3 separate regions of the Homo sapiens genome follow, and all the other regions are linked to region 3. The links are chromatin loops, found by intact Hi-C in ENCODE. Cell type or tissue: IMR-90. All regions are shown on one strand. Links, peaks and the distances in the headings refer to the core of each region. The heading gives the core; the rest is flanking DNA.

Region 1 (5,497 bases), core at 336-5,335, 360 kb after region 3:
TGCACGGCAGCGGGCTGCAGACTGGAACCTTTGAGAATTGTCTTTGGTGAGAGCCTGGGAAGGAGACAAAGGATGATCAGAGAGCAGTGGAAGGAGATAACCGAGGGCAGTAACACCAAAGCCAGAGGAGGAGGGGGTTTGGTTCTGTGGAAGGAGGAGGGAGAAAGTTCAGTCTCTTTGAAGAAGAGGAGGGAGTTCAGTTATGGGGAAGAGACAGACAGTGCCAAGAAGAGCAGAGGGAGGGCTAGCCTGATGAGGACTGAAAACCATCACTGGGTTTGGCACCTAGGAACTAGCAGGTACCTAACCACAGTTAAGAGTGGTGGCAAGCCAGAATACAGTGATTGTAGATACAAACGGGGAGGTGAGGAAGTAGAGAAACATAGATCCCAGCACTTTGGGGGTCCGAGATAGGTGGATTACCTGAGGTCAGGAGTTCGAAACCAACTTGGCCATCATGGTGAAACCGTATCTACTAAGATACAAAAATTAGCTGGGCATGGTGGCGCACACCTGTAATCCCAGCTACTTGGGAGGCTGAGGCAGGAGAATTGCTTGAGCCTGGGAGGAGGAGGTTGCAGTGAGCCGAGATCGCGCCACTGCACTCCAGCCTGGGCGACAGAGTGAGAATTCATCTCCAAATAATAATAATAATAAAGAAACATAGACTAGAACAAGAACCGCATGAATTCTATGAAACAGCTCTGCATTTCGTGCTTAAATATGTGACAGAGCTGTTCCACTAGATTGCATTCGGGGAGAGGCAGGAAGTTGAAGGAGACCCAGGCTAAGTGAGTCAAGCAGTAACTTATGTATTATCTGCCTCCACTTCTGAACTAAAATCTATTTCACTCTGTCGACTGCTTCCGGTCGGCACATCAATCAACCATAGGACCTGAAAAAAGTATTGCCTGGAAGTGATCACATCTGTGTCATATTACATCCCTTGTCATACTGGAGTGGCTGCAGTGTGGCAGTAACCACCATCTAATGAGGACAATCGGAAAAGTGAAGTCAGGTAGGCTTAGTATAATCTTTTCATTATGCAGAGGATAAAATAGGTTAGGTGACTTGTTCAAGGTCATAAAGTTTTCTGTAAAAGGAAGACTAGAATCCAGATTTTCTAACTCAGCCAGATGTCTTTCCCCGAGACTCATACTAACTCCCTAACGAAACACTGGATGCAGAACTTGGTTGTAATTTCACCATCTCATAATCTTTAGGTTGAAAGATTCTGCTCTAAATTTAGCTGACTATTTAATTAAACTGATACTATTAAAGGTTTTGCCTTTACTACCTTAATAACTCTTATTTTATATATTGCATCACCAATTAAAATCATGCTGAGAGGCTTTTCATGTGTCTATACAATTTGAAATTATTTTGTAAAAATGGGATGGTTTAACTTTCGCATACTGTGGAATGATTTACATGCCCCTCTTCCACTTATTTCTAAGATGAATTCTATTATGGATCCAGATCTTTACGTGGAAATCGGTGCCACTATTGAATATTTGAAGTTTTCCTTCAAATTCCACTTGCTAAAATCTATGTTGATAAAGGAACTATTTACCTCATCTGAGAAGAATCAAGGATAGTCTCATCTGATAGACCTTCTTCTCCTTCTTCTACCACCATCACTCTTCTCTGCCCCATAGAACCTTAAAATCATGAATTTATATCCACAAAACTCTGACAATGGTCATACTTGAAAATTTTCATTAAGCTAAGGTGGTTTGGACCTGTCAAGAAATAGTTTGATAGAAAATACATTTGTCTTCTTAAAGAAAGATCACTTATATCTACACTTACACACCCCACAGGCCTATATAAAATGCAAGGTATCTCAAACTGAGTTCTTCATATTACTCTGTTGAAGACTGTCTATCTTTTCTCTGTGTTCATTCTTAAAACTGAAGATATTGCTATGAACTCAGGAACTCAAGTTTCTGTCTCTGTTTCCCTATATATTTCCTTCATATGGTTGCACCCCTTTCTGTTTAAAAAAAGTTTCTAAAATCTACCACTTAATTGTTTTTTCTTAGTTTTTGGCCCTATGATCCTTAACTTAGATCACTAAAATATTCTTCTAATAAATGTCCAGGCTGGGTGCAGTGGCTCACGCCTGTAATCCCAGCTCGTTGGGATGCTGGGGCAGGAGGATTGCTTGAGGTCAGGAGTTCAAGACCAGCATGAGCAACATAGTGAGACTCCCATCTCTACAAAAAAAAAAAAAATAATAATAATAATAAAAATAACAGGGCAAGGTGGCATGCACTTGTGGTTCCAGCTACTTGGGAGGCTAAGATGACAGGATCATTGGACCCCAGAAGGTGGAGGCTGCAGTGAGCTATGTTTATTCCATTACACTCCAGCCTCGGTGACAGAGTGAGCCTCTGTCTCAAAAAAAAAACACCCAAACCCAAACCAAAACAAGTGTTCACATATCCGATCTTCCTGTTTTTTTAAGGCATTTTCTACAACATTGCTGGAACTACTTTTTATGACTTACTGCCCAGATAATCATGTCCAAACCTGGTACACAATCTAGTGCCCTAAAGATTTTCCACTTTTTACCACTGTTCCTCACATAATTTATTCTTTAATCTTAACTAACTTGCCATATTTTGAAACTGCCAACTCTTTTCTGAATCTGTGTGTTTGCATTGTGCATTCCTTTATGACTGGATAATCCTTCCCACTTAAACTCGTTAGTGAGAATTTACTCATTCTAGAAAGGGCATTCAAATGTCATGTCCTCTGGGTGTCTGTCCCCAGACTTTTTACATTTCTTTACTTTCCCTCAGAAATATTCATTGCTATTCTCGCTGTGTTAGTGTCCCTACAATGGCTATAGTATCTGTCACATTACATCAGAGTGAGTTGCGAAAGTCTGTCTCTCCAGCTGGATTTTGCATTCCTTGAATTCCTGGCTTAGTATTACATATTCGCTCATTTTTGTAAGAGTGTTTACCATAATGTTTGGAGCATAGTAGTCATATGTAAAACATGAATCAAATGTGATTGAATTGAACCTCTGGCATTTTGCTATTTTTCTTCATTAGTAGAATATGTTTACCGGGTTTGTGATGAGTCTCTCCTCTTTATTCATGGATATATTTATCTTTTTGTTCTTTTAAAACAGAACAAGTGCTAATTGATAAGATATCGTGTGTGGAGTGTCTATGATATTGTGCCAAGATCTAATCTGAATAAGCATTCTTTTTTAACATGTCCACAGATTAGAAGTGGACCTTTAGGTGTCACGTGGTCGAATCTTCCTCTGCAAGAGTGTGATGCCATATTTTAGTAGCATTAATTTTTCCTTTCCATGTTAAATATTTTTCTGCGCATCTTTCTCAACTCTATGTCCCAAACCCCTCACCACAAGCCTGGAAACTTAAGAGCCTGGAGACTCTACTGACTTCTTCTAGAGCAGTGATGTCAGCTGAGGAAATCCTTTTCTCAAATCACATTTGACAATATCTGGAGACATTCTTTGATTTTCAGAATGAGAAAGTGCCTCAGGCATCTAGTGGAAAGAAGCCGGGGATGTTGCTAAACATCCTGAAATACACAGAGCAGCCCCCACCACAAAGCATTCTCTTGTCCAGAATGTCAACACTGGTAAAGCTGAAAAACTCTGTTCTAGAGGGTGCTGCCCAGAGAGCATTTTCTAATTTTTCCTATAGAGATGAAAAGTTCATATTCCATGAATTTCCGTGTATGAGACTGTGCATGCCTCACGTTTCCAACCAACCTGACAAACTACAATCAGGAACCCATAAGGAGCTGTCAGCAGTAAGGACCAAAGGCTGAAGTCATTTACCACCTTTCTTTTATGATCACTAATCACACAGAGTAGAGAGACTTTAAGAAAAAAAGAAGGATAATTACTTTGCAGTTTTTTTTCTACTACTCAGTTAATTGCTAGTCATTTTAAGAAACATATAACAGAAGAGATTTTAAAGAAATATGACACAAAGCAGAGGCAGGTGTGAGTAGGATACCAAGTTAATAATACATACCAATGACTGTTTTTAGACAATAGAAAGAAAATGAATGCCCATAATGAGTATACTAATGGCAACACTCCATAGTTCTCCAACATGACCTTGTAGGATGGAGAATGGTTTGAAATTGCCATTATATAAGCTGGGAGAAAAGTGCTTTGAGAGTACTGTACATAAAAGCAGTAGAGGTTTCACAAATCCCAGAAGGCTGGAGGCAGAGAAGGCTATTAAAATGTGTGATCCTGGAAGAAATTGTTTCTATAATTGACAACAAACTACGTATCAACCAATACTTGCCATGTGTACTTTAATCTTTTAGCCTGGCACTTACCTGCAGGGTCACCGGGGATGGCTGACTTACATCCCACACTCCTGGAGTTATCATTTCTACGGGAGGCTCACTCTGTAATGTCATGCTGAACAGCATAGACCCGAGAATGGATTTTCTGCAAAAGACAACACACACACACACAGACAGGAGTCACTTCATGAGGGAAGTTATAATTATCTGTAAATGTTTTCTTTTGGAATATAAACATAATCCGCTCTTACAGGGGCTTTATTCAGTTGCTAGAAAAGAAATGAGATAGTCCACCAGCCTAGACACTGATTAACAGTTCGTTTCTAATATACCACATGCTTGGCTATTTTCATAAATGCCTACATTTATTTTGCACATGAGAAAATTATTTGCCCACAGTGGTTTCTAATGGGTAGCATTTATTTTTAATTGCCATCAATGGTGATTATAAAGTGGGACTAAGAATTTCAGATTTATATTATTGGAGTTACAACTGCCTTAAATCAATAAAGATGTCAACTCTTCAGAACATATTTTGCTCCATGGAGTGACTAAATCCCCTGGGAAACTTTAAAGATACAAGTTCTAAATTTATTAAAAAAAAAAAGATTTAAATTAGCATAGCATATGATCTGCAGAATAAAAATAGTTGTGGGGCTTCACGGAGGAAACGCTTCCTTATGCATAAATAGAAAGATTATTCATATTCTAAATGTTTAAAAATCGGTGGTAAATTACCATAGTAAATGAGAGTGCATACAGGAAAGGCTTTAAACAGGGAAGAGTTTGTGGATGGTTTTAACAGCTTCAGTAACATCCAAATCCACAGATCCTTATGTGAATTAAAAAAGAAGTTGTACCTGGCTAGGTATATGAGTCAGAATATCAGTAAAATGTTCCAGTGATCACAGAAAACAGTGTTGGATTTTAATATGCCAACTTGAAAGTGCAAAACTGAAAGTCAACAAAATTAAATTTAAGTTTATAAAGAACTTTAATGCATCCAGTGAGCTTTTCTAAAAGCAATATACAATTCCATCTTGCCATTTAACAGATCTTATGCAAAGCATGAGGAAAAAATTCAACAAATAAAGCTTTCTTTAGACCTTTAGCTTTCTGAAGACTGCCTCTTTTATCATTTTCTCTATTTAAAGATATTGTCAGCACATATCTGCCTAGAGGA
Region 2 (5,497 bases), core at 395-5,394, 100 kb before region 3:
ATCTCATGGTAATAAACTTGAGGGAACTTAGCAAGACCTGTTCACTCAAGTTCTTCTTGGCTTCTCTGTGTAGCATTTTTTCTCTATGAGCTTAGGGCAGAACACCTGACATGTGAGTGTCTTATGAGCTACTTTTAGGGGAGGTAGGTCAGAGAGTGACCTTTCTAAGTTTTATTGTTTTGGGGAAGAGAGAGCAAAGAGGGAGACAAGAGGGCAGAAAGTCAGAGACACCTTCTTGCTTCTGAGACCCTCCTGTTCTCTTCAGCTCAAAAATACTCACATGTCAAGGTACTATACTTTGAGGTATTGTGTTCTGAGCCTGAGAAAAGTCACCCAATGGCTCCAAAATCCACACTGAATATCTGTTTGGTTTAAAATTTTTGACTACTCTGAAACATTAAAGATTGTCAGTGCCCCTTTTCTAAAGTTTTCTATTCTTTGGATGTTTCCTGTTTTCCATCCTGCAGTCTAATTGTGGATGGCCACAATGCATCTTTTATTCAACATTTACATAGCAGTGTCACCTAGTCAGATAGGTAGAAATGTAAACTATACAGACTATTTAGAAATCTCTGATTTCTAACTCAGCCTTTTTTTTAAAGCTGCTATCTTATGTTTCTCACTGCCTGTTAGACTTTTCAACTTGGAGTCTTTATTTCTTTTAGTGATTCTACCATGCTTTCAGAATAAAGTTTCTCCCTTAATTTTGCATGTGAGTAATTGCTGACATCTATCATTTTTTCCTTTTTGATGTACTTTGGAATCATTCTCTCAATTTCCATTGACACTGGTATCAGATGTAATTTGGATCTTTTTTAATGATCTGCAAGAATTAATGCAAAAGCATTTTTTAAAAGTTAGGTTCACCTGGGTGTAATTTACATACAATAAAATTCACTCTTTTAAGTGTGGAATTTAATGAGTTTTGACAAATGCATATACAGTCATGTTACTACCACCATGATCAAGATACAAAATATTTCTATCGCCCCAAAATGTTTCCTTGTGGCAATTTGCAGTTACTTCCTGTCCTAAACCTTTAGCCGCTGGCAACTGCCAATCTGTTTCCTGTCCCTATGATTTTGTCTTTTACAGAATGTCACATAAGTGGAATTGTTCTGTATACACACTTTTGTACGAAGCTACTTTCACTTAGTGGAATGCTTTTGAGGTTCATTTGTATTGTTGCATGTAGTTCATTCCTTTTTATGGCTGAATAGCATTCTATCATAAGAGTTGTATCACAATTTGTCTATCTATTGACCAATTGATGGATATTTGGTTGTTTCCATTCTTTGTCTACAATGAAAAAGCCTGCTGAAAACATCTGCATACAACTCTTTCTTTCCATATATATTTTCCTTGCAATAGCACTTGAAGTCATTTCTCTACTCTTGTTTCTCAAGTTCATGTTGCCCACAGAAAAATCTTAATAGTTGTTATAGTGTTTTTCACTTACTCTAAAGCTTTTAGTGGTTTTTTATTACAGGAGATTTATTAGACAAATGTCATTTCTTAGATGACTTTGTTCATTAGTTAATCTTATTGTTCATTACTTAATCTTGTTAGATAAACATCAAACCACTTGTCTTTCTATTAAAGACTTCCAAAGTTGATCTCAAAATACTTTTTCAAATTTACCGCCAATTACTCACTTTATGCTCAAACTATGCTCCTGGATTATTAACCACTCCTGGCATGACATCTTTAAGACTTTCTTCTTCTGTTTATACCATTAATTTAAATTGAATTTAGCTAAATAAGCATTCACTGACCACCTACTATGTGTAAGCTACAATGCTTTGTAGATTCAAGTATCCCCTGCTAATCAAATCTTATTTGTTCTTGAGTTTTTTCTTTGTTTTTTTTTTGTTTTGTGTGTGTTTTTTTTTTTGTTTTTTTTTTTTTTTTTTTTTTTTTTGAGACAGAGTCTCTTCCTGTCACCCAGGCTGGAGTGCAGTGGCACAATCTTGGCTCAGTGCAACCTCCATCTCCTAGGTTCAAGCGAGTCTCCTGCCTCAGCCTCCTGAGTAGCTGGGACTATAGCTGTGTGCCACCATGCACAGTTAATTTTTGTATTTTTAGTAGAGACTGGGTTTCACCATTTTGGCCAGGCTGGCCTGGAACTCCTAACCTCAAGTGATTCACCCCCCTCGGCCTCCCAAGGTGCTGGGATTACAGGAGTGAGCCACAGCACCTGGCCTGTTCGTGAATTCTTGACAGCAAATAGTGGGAGTTCAGCTAATATAGAATACTGACCCTATCTTAATTTATTTGAGTCTATTTGATCTCAGATAGTGAAAGAAGAGTCCCCAGCCCCAGAAAAGTTGCTTGTGTATAATGGGTGCCTAATAAATGTTTGTTTAAATGAGTTTAATTAATATCAATGGCATAAACGATGAAGTAGATTTCAGGTGAGTATGGTGAATTTATTTTTTCACATGCTGAGATAGAGACATCATGGGAATGTGAGATAGGAAGTAGGGATCACATTTGAAGACATAGCTTGAAGCAGGAATTGCTTAGAAGTGGTAGCTGATGCCAAGGGAGTGAATAAGTTTCCTTAGGGAGAAAGTAAAGAATGAGGAAAGACAGAGCTGGGAAACCTTTGGGGAATGCAGGCATTTCATATCTGCTGACTAGGGCAGGACTGAGATAATTAAAGAATAAGTGGAGCAAAAGCAGTAGGAGATATAAGAATATGCAGGGAATAGATGAGGTGGTAAGGAGAGTGTGGGAAGGTGAAATGCTTGGACATTTATTGAATGACTATTATGTGTCTGTTAGAGATTGATAGGCAATTTACTTAATTTGCCCCATTTAATCCTCATAACAAAGCCCATGAAATAGGTAATATTATTCTCCTTTATTAGATGAGAAAGCTTATGCACAGATAATTTAACAAATTTTCCCAAGGTAATATAGCTGGAAAGTGGCATAGCTGGGTAAAATATTAAGCGTAGTAAGGGCATGTTGTTCTGTGTCTAACATTGTTCCATGTCTGCTTTGTTTAACATTGATCCTCAGAACCTAGTTTGGTTCCTGGTACACACTGTGCATTCAATAAGCACCCATTGATTATATTAAATCAAACTTACGTCTGTTTGACTTCAAAGCCTATGGTCTTTGCGTAATACCTTATTGAATGATCACAGAAACCAAGGAAGGTGAAAGTTTGAATACGAAAGCATACACTAACTCATTCAGAGCTGTTGAGTCATCACAAGGATTTAGAAGAGTTTATTGACTTTCTCAGAAGGAGGTAGTCATTGACAAGCTTAAAAAGAACATTTTCCATAGAGTAGACTTCAAAGGCAGAATGTCATAGGCTGGAAAATGCCTTGCCTCAGCATACTTTGCTATTGCAAACTGTTTCTTATACGTGGCAGCAACACTCCAATGCTCTGAGATAATTGCAGCTCATTAGCCCATTTCTACTGCCTCCAGATTTCTTGGGTGGGAGTCAGATACTATTCCCCTGTGTTCCTCCTAGCTTCGAGGTTCACATGCTAAGCTTCAAAAGCAGACTCATTGGTGCTCCCTTATTAGGCTTGAGAGCTCCTGTATCTCCAAGGAGGATGGGACTCTTAAGTAGAGTCTTAGAAGAAAGAAACCTAATTAGAAATCCATCCTTTATCTCAATTTTCATTTTTTCTATAATTTCAAGGTGGATGAGGGATTCAGGTATTGTTTAACTATTCTAATTATCTATTTTTAAAATTCTGCAAATGGTCTAGCACCTCCTTTGGAATGTAATATCTATTGTGTTGATTCCTTCATTTAAATTTATAATTTAACATCTTGTTTTATCAGCAAATTTTTGCAGTTCAGTATACCGAGTGCTCTATAAGAAATATTAAAGATATGGAGCAAAGGAAAGTGTGATCAACTCTCACCTGGGGTGGAGATGTGGTCAGGCAGAACTTCACAGGAAATGTGATGTTTGACTTTAGTTTTGAAGGATGGAAGCGTGTGGGTAGCATGGGACTTTGACAGTGGGAGGAATATAATGTTCTCCCTGTAGCTATGTGTCCCTGCTGGCCTCTTTCCAAATTACTTTGGTATAGGTGATAACCTACAAGTGCATAGCATTGCATTTTTTATTAGGTGGAATAAATTTATTTCTTTCAGTTTATATAATAAGTAGTTCTGCTGCCACTGCTGCTGGCTTGCTTCATGGTTTGCTTATGTGCCGTTGGTGGAAAATAAGAAGAAGGAATGACTTAAATAAAAATACAAAAAAAGCAAAATTACATAAAGAGGCCCATGGAAGAAAACTTTTTAGGAACCAGTAATGGGAAGGGTTACTATTAAAGAAATGGGATGACTATCAAGAATGTTATTGTGTCTACTGAATTTATTTAGGCATGTTGAGTCATAGACATAACTTAATGTGTTAAAATACATTCTCACAGATTGACCAAACCAAATAACATTAATATAAATGTGGTAATAGAATAATATTTCAAGTTGAATTTTAGACCATACAGATAGAGTGAGGGAATGTGGAGGATACCTGTCATTTAAGAGACCACAAAGGACTCTTTCCTGAGGTGAATGGAAGGTGGAGGTGAGAATCTTGGTCTCAGAGTGCATACCTGGGTTCAAAGTCCAATTTTGCTATTTTCTGTCTTTTGACTTTGGGGAAACTATTCTTTCTAACCCTCAGTTTTCTCATGTCTAACATGGAGATTATATCTTTGTTACATTTTGCTATGAGAATTAAATGACTTCACATATATAGAGTGTCTCACAGTGTACCTGGACCAAAGTAGTTGCTCAATAAACATTGGTTAATTTCTTTCATCTCTGTTTTCTTTTCTACTTCCCCTTTACCTCCTCATGTCTTCCTTTCTATCTCTTCTCCCACTGAAAGATGGGAAAAGGAAGTTATATTCAAGGAAATGTTCAGTAATGAACTATTCAAGAATTAAGGCTCAGCGCTTACATAAAAAAGTAACATAGACTTCATGTTGAAGATTTTACTATTATCAATGTCATTTTATATATAAGGAAACTGAGGTGTGGAGCGATTAAGTAATTTACCAAGATTAATCTTGAATAAGTGTCAGATTCAGGACTTTAACTCCCCATCCTTTTGATGCTAAAGAACAAGCTCTTAATGACAATTCACAATACTGTGAAGATTTCTGTGAACTCAACTAAATTCCTCAGTCATCATTTCACCTGCTGCCTTTAAGCCACAGCTCCCTCAGCCTGTACCTAAATAGCATGCTTCTTTTGTTTCTTTGTTTTTTGTTGTTGTAATGGCCTTATATTTATCCTGATTAAATTCCATCTTGTTAGATTTGGCCTATCTTTCTAGCCTGTCAAGATCTTTTTGATTCATGATACTGGCATATTGTCATCCAACATATTCCTTACCCTTCTAAGCTTTTTATCAGGTGCAAATATAATACACATATGTTTCCTGTCCTCATTCAAGTCATTGATAAAATTGTTGAACAAGATGAGGCAGAAGGCAAAGCCCACAGAG
Region 3 (5,497 bases), core at 179-5,178:
CTGCTTACAGGTCCTGGCCTCTTTTGATCTCTCCTAAACAATCCTTTGGTAACAGTGACAGCCTATGAAGCCAAATTCACTTTTTCCAATCACCTCCTAGGTGAAAACAGAGATAATCTGTTTTTTCCAATCCCAGTTTGTGTTTGTCTTGAGAAATTCAACCCCAGCCAGATGAGTGGCATTTCTTGCTTTGCTCAGAGCACACCCTTGCCCAGCACTCAGCCTCATCTGATTACAACAGACCACTCACAGTTACATAAGGCAAGGTTGAAGTGTGGTGCTCTCTCCCTGACACAAGCGGAGGAGAGGGAAAATGTGGGGACATATTTCAGTTTAGCTTTGGCAGCTTTAACCTCATGCTGCTTCTGAATAAATAAAACAATTTTTTACTTCTGTTTGTTTTCCCTTTAGTTTCCTCCTTTTGTGGTTCTGGTTGTTTATTTTTGGTTTGCTTTCTTATTTCCCTTGTTTTAGCTTTTTTTATTCACCTGTTTTCTTTTATTCCCCATAGCTCATTTCTTTTCTCCTCTCTGCACAGGCAACCATTCTAATACATTTAATGTGTATTTTTTTTTTAAAAGAGCATGTGTTCTTGAAAAATGTATACTGCAATTTGTAAGCATCTCCTTTCAATTTTTGCATTTGTTATTGTGATATAAATCGCACTGTGTCTTACTCTTTGTTACCCAGCTGTGTGCTTTTAAGATCCACTCATGTTGCTCTGGGTATGTCTACTCCATTACTTGCAGCTGTCCCTGGTACTCCTTGGTGTGTATCTGCCACCTTTACCTTTTCATTCATCGAAATTGCAACTAACTTCCTGCCACTGCAGTGAACATCCTTGCACATGTTTTCTTCCAGAGCAGTGTGAGCATTTTGGAAAAAAATAGACCCAGGAATGGAATTGCTAAGTCATAGGGCATGCCTGCGATTAATTTGACTAAATAGTGCCACATGGCTGACAGCAGCCCTTGTCTACCTTCCCACTAGCAATGTATGAGACTTCTAAACACACACACACACACACACACGCACACACACACACCCTCTAACCAGAATTTACCTAAACTGGCTTCTAATTTTTGCCTTTTTAAAAGTGTGATATAAAACTAATTGCAGTTTTAATTTGCATTTCTTTGATGATTTCATATGCTTTTTTTCTTAGTTCTTCTGGGTTTTCTGTTCTATAAGTTTTTATATACTTCACCCATTTTTTGTATTAAGATTGCTATTTTCTGGTTGATTTGAACAGTTTCTTGTGTCAAAGTGTGTGTATACTGCTAGAAGAAAGAAGGGTAAGATTTACTTCTCTTCTTTATAGCGTCCCACTCAAGGTCTCAGTAATTTTACCCTTCATCAGCCATATGAAGATATTTTTCAAAGATTTGTTACAACTTATGAGAGCATTACAGTTACCTTGATTTACTAAGAAATTGTAGATTATTTTCTTTTAAAGTACCACCCACTTGTCGGCAACTTGGAAATAGAAATGAGAATGGAGCTGTTGAGACTTTCTTTCTTAGGGCAAGTTCCTCCAATTATCAGAAGGTACAGGGGAAAAAAATTGACATCCAATTCTACTTCTGCCATAATGCACAGCTGGGCTGCCCCATAATGATGGAAATGTGAGAAGCTCTTTCCAAGCATCTTCTCTGAAATTAGGTGTTGGCTCAACCATATCCTTTGTGTCCAAACCCTCACATGTCTAAACCCTCCTAAGATCTGCCTGATGGGCTTAGTAATAATAGAGGAAATGGAACAAAATGTGAATATAATGCTGGGCCAGGACTATAGTATTGATTAAAGTTGCATGATTGTTTTAAAAAAGCACTCAAATTATCTGGGCCTTGTTTCAGTTTCCCGAACTATAAATGAAGAAACAAAACTGTATGGTGGCTATTGTCTTTTAGTTAAGAAAGAAAAAAACAAAACACAAAACTATTAAAGTCTTCAAACTGTTTTCAAGCTTATACATGGCTCATCAGCAGAAGTCTTCAACATGAATTTTTCAAGGCAAGAATGGAATTAGTCATAAGGAAATTCCCAAAGAAAAGGAAAATTCTTTGTAGAAGGAGACTTTATCCAAAAATGAGGTATAAAATGAAATACTGAGGTGAATGCGCAAAATATTTATTAGGAAGCATTGAGAAATTATTCCAATATCCCTGCTAAAAAACATATAATGTATATAGAATTTTCCAGTATCTTCAGTAATAAGCCTTATATGATACTTCACTGTCACTGTGTTTGCAAATCACAGTGTTGAGATCAGCCTGTTGGCTGCCTAGCTGAGTGGTTTTCCCAGGTTTGATAAGAAAGCAGTCTTACATACCAATAAGTTAACTCACTCTCTCATGCCACAACTGCCTCTGAATTTAGGCTACATTTGCATGCCATTAGGGTCACAGATCACATTCCCAGGGAATGAAGAAAATAAATCTGTCCAATTAGCAAATCCTATTCGCACCACAAATTCTTCTTTATTTGCATGAGTTTGGAGTCTGAACATGGTGTTTGCAAAGCAAGGGCACTTTACATATTCTAAAATAAGAATGAAAAGTGACTAGGGAGATAAGAACAGTATGGTAAGAATTATATTTGTGTAACAAAATTAATTCAGGAAAGCTGTTGCATTTATAACCTAGAAGAGGTTGTCCTTTTCAGGGGAATTAAAATGGACTAAAATATACAGAACAGTTACTTGAAAAGCTTCCAAACACATCTTTTATGTAGTGATACAAAATATATTTATTTACTTAAACAAATGGCATTTCCAAATGAACAAAAGGATAAAATATCTTTAGTGAATGCCAGATGCTCATCTTATCAAAATGAAGCTCTGTAAGGTGTCAGAAATAGCATTCAGATGAATGGATGTTTGATATCTCCTATTTGCTCTTCCAGTCTTACTTTCTTCCCTTCACCACCCTATTGTTAACCTGTGGAGGCTGATGTGTATGGACTATATTCATGGGCTCTCTTGTCTGTCCTCCGTTTGTAGATTGAGTTAGCTAGAGAGCCCTGACGGAGACTGGAGAAAGGAGGAGAACATTTATGCTGTTAGCTTTTTCCCTGAGCAATGTCTTTAGACTGTCAGTGTCGTTCCACAGAAGTTTACACCCCTTCTTATGGTGGCCCAATAAATAGACTCCTCCTTCCAGGCTCCAGTGACCACTCCCTAACCTAGGCCTAAAGATATGAACTGCTTTCATGTTACTTTACCACTCCATGTGTTTCCACATCTTTGTTGATAATTCTTTCATTATACCTTCTTTGAATTATTAGATTGGTATTTGTCCATCTGTTTCCTGTTGGGATCCAGATTTACTGAATTTGGAAGACAAATCTTGCCCCCGGCACCTTTTTAAAGAATCTATGTCCACTTGGCTTGTAATAAGACATCAGGAGTGAATTGTCAGGGAAATAACAGAGTGAGGAAATTATATATTCTCATTATGTGCCAGGTACCATGAAACACTTTTTAATTGCAAATCTGTACATCCAACCCAGAGGTATCTGTAAATTGGAATTTCTGAAAGGTAGAGAGCTTGGCTGGACTGGGGAATGATGCTCTCAGAAGCTTTCTCTTATCACTGGGAAATATTGCCTGTCCAGCTCTGGCCAACCTGTGAGACTGATGGACGTTCTCTTCTTTTGGACATTTACTCATTCACCAATCATTTACTGCTCATGAAATATATGTAAACACCATACGAGGTGCTGCAGATTTGCAGCTGCAAAGTGCTGTACAATTAACTCACTATCTAATTTTAACGTTGCAAAAATCTTCCCCATTTAACAGATGGAACAATTGAGTATCAAACAAATCATATGTTTTAACTATGCCTAAAATTACAAAGATAGTAATTGGTAGAATAAAGACTTGAACTTATGTAGTCTGACACAGTGTTTCATAGATTTCCACTATATTACCTAAGAATGAAAAAAAAAATTCCTCCTTTAGTTTATTAACAGAAGCAGAACACACGCAGACACATTTAATATTCAAATTAGGGTGAACAGGCTGAGCGCGGTGGCTCACACCTGTAATCCTAGCAACTTGGGAGGCCAGAGCAAGAGGATCCCTTGAGGCCAGGAGTTCAAGACCAGCCTGGGCAACATAGCAAGTTCCCATCTCTGAAAAACAAACAAACAAAAATAAGGTGAACAAGTACCAAGGCAGAATTAGAGATAAAATGTGTTCACTTTTAGGGAATTTAGAGCACCTCTGGTGAGGCCAGTAGAACAGGCTTTTTAAAAAAGATGCTGGAGGCCAGGCACGGTGGCTCACACCTGTAATCCCAGCACTTTGCAAGGCCGAGGCGGGTGGATCACCTGAGGTCAGGAGTTTGAGACCAGCCTGGCCGACATGGTGAAACCCCATCTCTACTAAACGTAGAAAAAATAACCAGGCCTGGTGGCGCATGCCTGTAATCTCAGCTACTTGGGAGACTAAGGCATGAGAATCACTTGAACCTGGGAGGCGGATGTTGCAGTGAGCCGAGATCCCACCACAGCACTCCAGCCTGGGCGATAGAGCAAGACTCCATCTCAAACAAAAAAAAAAAAAAAAAAAGAAAAAAGAAAAGACAAAGAAAAGATGCTGGAAGATAGGGACACTCAGGTCATGGAGGACATTAGACTGCTAAGCTAGGGAATTTGAAATGTATCCCCTACTTAGTAGATATTTGTAAAAAGTGTTTGATCAGGATTGTGAGGAATATCAGTTAATAAGCAATTGAGGCTTATAAAGATGAATTTGGAAAAACTTCATAGAATAGGTTGGAGACTAAGAGAAAAAGAAATGAAAACAGACCAGTTAGACAACTTGATAAGTGAAAAATAACAAGGATTATTAAGGGGATAAGAGAATAAATTTTAAAAATTGCAAAATAGAAATAGACCCAATGAATTGAATTTTAATAAATGGATAATTAATAAATGACAAAGGGAATAAATATGGAAAATGCTTTCAAGGATAGAAACAAAGGAATCCAATGACTTATTGGATTTTATTTTGTGTTGTTTTATTTTATGATTTTACTTTTTAAAATCTTTGATTGTAGGTTCAGGGGTACACATGCAGGTTTTTTACACAGGTGCATTGTGTGTGACAGGTGTTTGGTGTACAGATTATTTCATCACTCTGGTAATAAGCATAATACTCGATAGGTAATTTTTAAATCCTGCCCCTCCTCTGACCCTCCACCCTGAAGTAGGCCCCAGTGTCTGTTGTTCCTTTCTTTGTCTCCATGTTTAGATCCCACTTATATGGGAGAAAATGTAGTATTTGGTTTTCTATTCCTGGGTTAGTGTGTTTAGGATTATGGCCTCCAGCTCCATCCATGTTGCTGCAAAGGACATAATCTTGTTCTTTTTTATGGCTGTATATGGTGTATATGTACCACATTTTCTTTATCCAGTCTACTGCTGATGGGCATTTAGGTTGATTCTATGACTTTGCTATTGTGAATAGTGCTGCAATGAACATATGTGT

What was found. Peaks named below come from ENCODE experiments on the same cell type or tissue, not always from the same donor. Only the 100,000 strongest peaks of a DNase experiment are listed, where the experiment ranks them.
Region 1: it touches region 3 in a loop (4-fold over the local background); 1 of 110 quality-filtered maps calls a loop at or near these places.
Region 2: a loop joins it to region 3, with 8 times the contacts of the local background. A loop is called at or near these places in 1 of 110 quality-filtered maps.

What each region holds. Positions count from the first base shown.
Region 1 is chr12:18,380,728-18,386,224 of GRCh38, reverse strand. PIK3C2G (phosphatidylinositol-4-phosphate 3-kinase catalytic subunit type 2 gamma) reads right to left here. Exons shown (of 33, transcript NM_001288772.2): 14 at 4,345-4,459. Among named protein-coding and RNA genes, the nearest start is that of PIK3C2G, 120 kb to the right of the region's middle. In IMR-90, for the core only: no CTCF peak of the experiment used is centred there; a DNase peak (open chromatin) is centred at 2,904; H3K27ac peaks cover 1,776 bases.
Region 2 is chr12:18,847,030-18,852,526 of GRCh38, reverse strand. No RefSeq gene overlaps it. Among named protein-coding and RNA genes, the nearest start is that of CAPZA3, 110 kb to the right of the region's middle. In IMR-90, for the core only: no CTCF peak of the experiment used is centred there; a DNase peak (open chromatin) is centred at 3,236.
Region 3 is chr12:18,745,024-18,750,520 of GRCh38, reverse strand. No RefSeq gene overlaps it. Among named protein-coding and RNA genes, the nearest start is that of CAPZA3, 9.7 kb to the right of the region's middle. In IMR-90, for the core only: no CTCF peak of the experiment used is centred there; a DNase peak (open chromatin) is centred at 2,340; H3K27ac peaks cover 717 bases.